2 separate regions of the Homo sapiens genome follow, and region 2 is linked to region 1. Evidence: read pairs that join two places in POLR2A ChIA-PET (ENCODE). Cell type or tissue: CD4-positive, alpha-beta T cell. All regions are shown on one strand. Each heading gives the region's core, and the rest is flanking DNA. Links, peaks and the distances in the headings are about the cores only. Region 1 overlaps CASP10 (caspase 10). Region 2 overlaps HYCC2 (hyccin PI4KA lipid kinase complex subunit 2).

What was found. ChIA-PET counts read pairs that join two places held together with the same protein. Peaks named below come from ENCODE experiments on the same cell type or tissue, not always from the same donor. Only the 100,000 strongest peaks of a DNase experiment are listed, where the experiment ranks them.
Region 2: POLR2A ChIA-PET joins it to region 1 with 5 read pairs; 4 of 35 experiments call an interaction of 5 or more read pairs at or near these places.

What each region holds. Positions count from the first base shown.
Region 1 is chr2:201,190,693-201,193,612 of GRCh38, reverse strand. It overlaps CASP10 (caspase 10), which reads right to left. Exons shown (of 10, transcript NM_032977.4): 4 at 494-629. Among named protein-coding and RNA genes, the nearest start is that of CASP10, 9.0 kb to the right of the region's middle. In CD4-positive, alpha-beta T cell, for the core only: no CTCF peak of the experiment used is centred there; a DNase peak (open chromatin) is centred at 1,802; H3K4me3 peaks cover 803 bases; H3K27ac peaks cover 2,104 bases.
Region 2 is chr2:201,055,506-201,058,425 of GRCh38, reverse strand. The region is part of intron 1 of HYCC2 (hyccin PI4KA lipid kinase complex subunit 2); the gene reads left to right. Among named protein-coding and RNA genes, the nearest start is that of HYCC2, 15 kb to the left of the region's middle. In CD4-positive, alpha-beta T cell, for the core only: no CTCF peak of the experiment used is centred there; no DNase peak of the experiment used is centred there.

The DNA of each region.
Region 1 (2,920 bases), core at 279-2,778:
GGTACAAAATATGAACTCAACCAATATGTGTTGAATGAACGAAGGGGAAGATTTCTGGCTTTCCTAGCAGAATATTATCAGAATGATGAGTAAACATCATGCACGGGCCAGGCATGGTGGCTTACACCTATAATCCCAGCATTTTGAAAGGCCGAGGTGGGTGGATCACTTGAGGTCAGGAGTTCGAGACCAGCCTGGCCAACATAGTGAAACCCTGTCGCTACTAAAAATACAAAAATTAGCCAGGCGTGGTGGCAGGCTCCTGTAATCCCAGCTACTCGGGAGGTTGAGGCAGAAGAATCACTTGAACCCGGGAGGCGGAGGTTTCAGTGAGCCAAGATCACACCACTGCACTCCAGCCTGGGTGACAGAGTGAGTGAGACTCTGCCTCAAAACAAAACAAAACAAAACAAATAATCAAAACATCATGCATGGCCAATTGGTTTAAGAATTTCCATGGTCTGGTCCAAGTTAGCAATCACAAGCTACTTACCTTTCTCTCTTTTGTATTTCTCTATGTTTCTCAAAAGTTTAGGTACAACTGTTTTGCAGAGGTCCTCCAGGCATGTCAGATTATCTTCATCTATTTTACCTTGTTTCTCTAGAAATGCCAGGAAACTTAGGGAGGTCTACAAGAGAATCAATAGAGTTACATTTACTTGCCTATTGATTATCCACTCACTCAAATGTTATCTGCATGGCCAGTAGGCACTAGGTTTTGCACTGATAAATAAGATATAACAGCATCTGCCCTCAAGTTGCTCAGGAATGTAGGGGAAGAGGCATTACCAAGCAAATCTGTATACAATCTATATTAATACCAGATACCAAATATATATATAACTCTATGCAACAGGGACAGTGCTTGCTGTATATTAACAGCACAACAACTGAATAAGTAGATATTATTATAATCCACATTTTAAAGATGAAATAATTGAGGCACAAAGAAATTCCAGTAACTTGCCGAAGGTCACAAAGCTAATTAATGGCAGAGCTGGTACAATCTGATGCCAAAGTCTATGTTATTAACCACTGAACTCTAAGTCACAGCTTTAAATGATACTGCTTAGGAAGCCAGCAAAAGAGGGACACCAAAGAAATGAGGGGAAAATGTTTCGAAAGAATTTTATATTTGATATTTTAAAAGAAAAAGAATTTTCTGAAACAAAAAATCACAATTCAGCTATTATTATTATTATTATTATTATTATTATTTTGAGATGGAGTCTCTCACTCTGTCTCCCAGGCTAGAGTGCAGTAGTGCAATCTCAGCTCAAAGCAACCTCCACCTCCATTCAAGCCATTCTCCTGCCTCAGCCTCCTGAGTAGCTGGGATTACAGGCTCATGCCACCACATCCAGCTAATTTTTGTATTTTTAACAGAGATGGGTTTCACCATGTTGGCCAGGCTGGTCTCAAACTCCTGACCTCAGGTGATCTGCTTGCCTTGGCCTCCCAAAGTGCTGGGATTACAGGCATGAGCCACCCTGCCAGGCCAGAAACTCATGTCTTGACAGCATCCTACCAGGAGGAATAAAGGGCTAAGATGTGATTCCAGAAGCAATTACGGAAATTCATTATACTTTCTAAAAGTTTATTAGATGTTTAGTACATCACACACATACACACGCACATACTTAAATGGGACCTGGACATTAGTTTAACACCACTCTGGCAAATACTAGCAGCAAACATCTGAAAGTTCTTTTTTTGCTTTTTTGTTAAAGAGTAAGTTCAGGTGTGGTTTCCTTTAGACTCAATGTTGTATGCTGATTGCTGTGCTGAGAACGGATTTCCTGACAGTTGTGAGATCTCTCAGGATATGTGTAGGCCAGCTATACTGCTTACATTTCTATGAAAGCTATCAAAGACAAAGCCCAGAATGCCCCTCAAAGGCAAGGTTATTTGTGTTTCCCCAGAGAGACTGTAAGAATTTAGAACCTTTCCGTTTTGGCTGAGGGGTGTTCAGGCCCTTTTCCAATGGTGGGTAAGTAATTTATTTCTGTGATAAGGTCTTTTGCAATTGCAGTTGCAGATAATGCAGCCTCACTGAGCCCTGGTGTGGAAACATCTGTGTTGCTTAGAGACTGTCCTTTACACACTTCCAAAGGCTGGTCTGATTGCAAAATCCAATACAGATCAACCTGGATTATCTGAGGTGTGTAACTCAGCCACAATTCTGACACAAAAAATGAGATCTCCCCACCCCGCCCCCAACAAAAAAAAGCTGAGATCATTTGGAATCCAAAGAGGAAATATGGTTTTCCTGAATTTGACCTGGTAATATCACAATTCCATGCCACAGCTAAGCACAGTTACGTTTCCTTTTACTGTTATACTGAGAAAAACAAGATCATTTGGCCACATGAACATGTGCATTTGATCATTTAAAAGCTATTTTAGTAGGGGGGAAATGTTTGGAATGCTTCTGACCATAAAAATAATTCTGGGCAGGCACAGTGGCTCATACCTGTAATCCCAACACTTTGGGAGGCTGAGGCAGGTGGATCACCTGAGGTCAGGAGTTCAAGACCAGCCTGGCCAACATGGTGAAACCCCACCTCTACTAAAAATACAAAAATTAGCTGGGTGTGGTGGTGGGCGCCTGTAATCCCAGCTACTCAGGAGGCTGAGGCAGGAGGATCACTTGAACCCAGGAGGCAGAGGTTGCAGTGAGCCGAGATGGCACCATTGCACTCCAGACTGGGCAACAAGAGTGAAACTCTGTCTAAAAATAATAATAATAATAATAATAATAATTCTGTAGCCACAGATGCCTTCAAGTAGAGTTCTAGAACCTGTGCAAGCAAAAGAGAAAAAAAAACATTTTCCAGCTTTTCTTGTTTGAAAACTAACACTCAGTGTTTCGAATATCAGAGATTGCTTTAACAAATGACCTTTCTCTCGTCCCTCACCC
Region 2 (2,920 bases), core at 154-2,653, 140 kb after region 1:
TACCTGTGATTTCTATTGGTGACCAAATCACAAAAATATTATGGCTGGTTGTTTTATTGTTTTGCCTATACTCACAATCTAATGACATTATAAATGTTAGTTAGAGATTGGTAAAAAGTGATACAATTTTCTTCTTATCAAAGTTTATGAGTTTTATTATAGATCCCTGGGGGTCTGTGGACGCTATGTTGAGAACTTCTGTGTGAAGAGGAAGGAGAGGGCTTTGAATTGATGCAGGGTTGTATGCTATGGAAAAGATTCATAGAGGAGGCAACTGTTGGTCTGAGTGTTGGAAGAAGGGGAGGGTAGTTAGGATAGAGGGTAGTTGAAAGGCATTCCAGAGAGGAATGTAGCATAAGAAAATGTGTGAGGTGTGAGACAGCCTGGCATATTGTGAAATTGTAGATCAGCATTGGTGAGGGGAAGTCTGTGTTGAGCCAGGGTATAATTTCTATTCTTGCTGACAAGACCATTTTGTTCACGTGCCTGTTGAGCAAATACTGGTTACAAAGGCCATTTAGCCAAACCGATAGATCCATATCTTTGGTCTCTTCAGGTATAGTGAACAACGAGATACTGTTTGAAGTTTTGCCTACTGGGAGTTCCCTTTCTCCTGTCCTGTAGGGCTACTTCTCTGTAAGGTCAATGCCAGCAGACTGTATGCAACCATGTATAAACCAGGCCTAAGTTTTTTTTTTTCCTTCTTTCCTTTGATCTTAGGGAACTCTACAAGGCCATAGATTAAGGAAGAGTTGATTAGTAGAAGTAAGTGCCATGGGTGTCTCAGCCATTTGTTCTTCTAGCTTATTTGTGCTTTTGGAGCCTGCTCTAACCTCATTACAACCATTGTAGTCAGGATTACTTGGTTATGTAGTGGTAACAACCAACCTTCAAATAAAGGCTTAAAATTTGAAAAAGAGAGATTTGTTTCCTCTCATGTAAAATCTGGTGCAAGCTGGGTGATTCCAGGCAGCTGTTCTTCATTTGATGGGTCAGCATTGCATATCTATATTTATCTCTGCTTCTATTATCATAGTGACGAGAAGAACAGGCTGGAGAATTGCATACTGGCACATAAATGTTTCTACAGAAATGATTTCTGCTCTTTGGTCAAAGAAAGTCATAAGGTCACATTTGACTTAAAGAGGATAGACAAATATAGTCCTCCCTTGTTCCCTTGAAAGTTCATATCTGACACACTATCACTTCCATTTCATCATGGAATGCTGCCAGCACATATAGCTTTATGGCTTGGAGGATCGGAACACTCACTTCTTGAAAGTATGTCAGGTCACATGGTCAGTCTCTGCTGGTGCTCAAAAGCCAAGCAAGGAGCTATTTCTCAAAAGAAGAGCAATCATCTGCAGAGAGGGCATAGCTCTCTTCAGAAGCAGTAGTTCTCATGCAGGGGCACACTTGACAATGTTTAGAGACATTTTGTTGGTCCAATTCAGGGCATTGCTATTGGCATGTAATAGGAAGAGGGCAGGGATGCTGCTAAACATCCTACCATGTAAAAGACAGCCTTTCACAATGTCAAGGGTGACCAAAATGCCAATAGTGCCAAGGTTAAGAAATCCTGCTTTAGATGGACTTAAGTGCCTGGTGGTCTGTGTTGTGATTCTTCTAGCAGGGCCTACTGGTAGCTTTATACAGCTACTTTATCATCTACCACAGACGCTTTGAATACCACCGAATTTGCTGGATATTAAGGCCCAAATGGCAGAGCATCTTTTTTTTTTTTTTTTTTTGAGATGGAGTTTCACTCTTGTTACCCAGGCTGGAGTGCAATGGCATGATCTTTGCTCACCGCAACCTCCGCCTCCCGGGTTCAAGCAATTCTCCTGCCTCAGCCTCCGGAGTAGCTGGGATTATAGGCATGCACCACCACGCCTGGCTAATTTTGTATTTTTAGTAGAGATGGGGTTTCTTCATGTTGGTCAGGCTGGTCTCGAACTCCCAACCTCAGGTGATCCGTCTGCCTCAGCCTCGCAAAGTGCTAGGATTACAGGCGTAAGCCACTGCGCCCGGCTGGCAGAGCATCTTATACTGCTACCTTGACCTCTTGCCTTCTCATGTCCTAGGCCCCATTTAAAACTGGCAGCTATTAATGAATTATTCAGGAAATGGGCAGAGCATCACACTAAATATGGTTTATGTTATTTCTAGAATTTAAAGAGTTCCACTGTGCACAGTGCTTCATTTTATTTTATTTTATTTATTTTTTTTTTTGAGACGGAGTCTCGCACTCTTGCCCAGGTTGGAGTGCAGTGGCGCCATCTCGGCTCACTGCAAGCTCCACCTCCCAGGTTCATGCCATTCTCCTGCCTCAGCCTCCTGAGTAGCTGGGACTACAGGCTACAGGCGCCTGCCACCACCCCGGCTAATTTTTTGTATTTTTAGTAGAGACGGGGTTTCACCGTGTTAGCCAGGATGGTCTCGATCTCCTGACCTTGTGATCCACCCGCCTCGGCCTCCCAAAGTGCTGGGATTACAGGTGTGAGCCACCGTGCCCAGCTATTTTTATTTTAGAGATAGGGTCTTTCTATGTTGCCCAAGCTGGTCTTGAACTACTGGCCTCAAATGATCCTCCCACATCAGCCACCCGAGTAGCTAGGATTACAGGCATAAGCCACTGCTCCCAGCATTGTGCTTCTTTCTAAGTGGTGGTGGCAGGCTGAGCTATGATAACTTGTCCTTCATTTTTATTTTTATGTTTTTATTTTTAGAGACAGGGTTTCACTCTGTCACCCATGCTGGGGTGCAGTGGCATGATTGTAGCTCAATGTAACCTCAAACTCTGGGCTTAAGTGATCCTCTCACCTCAGTCCCTGGAGTAGCTGGAACTATAGGTGCTCACTACCATGGCCTGTTAATTTTTGTATTTTTTATTGAGACAGGGTTTTGCCATGTTGCCCAG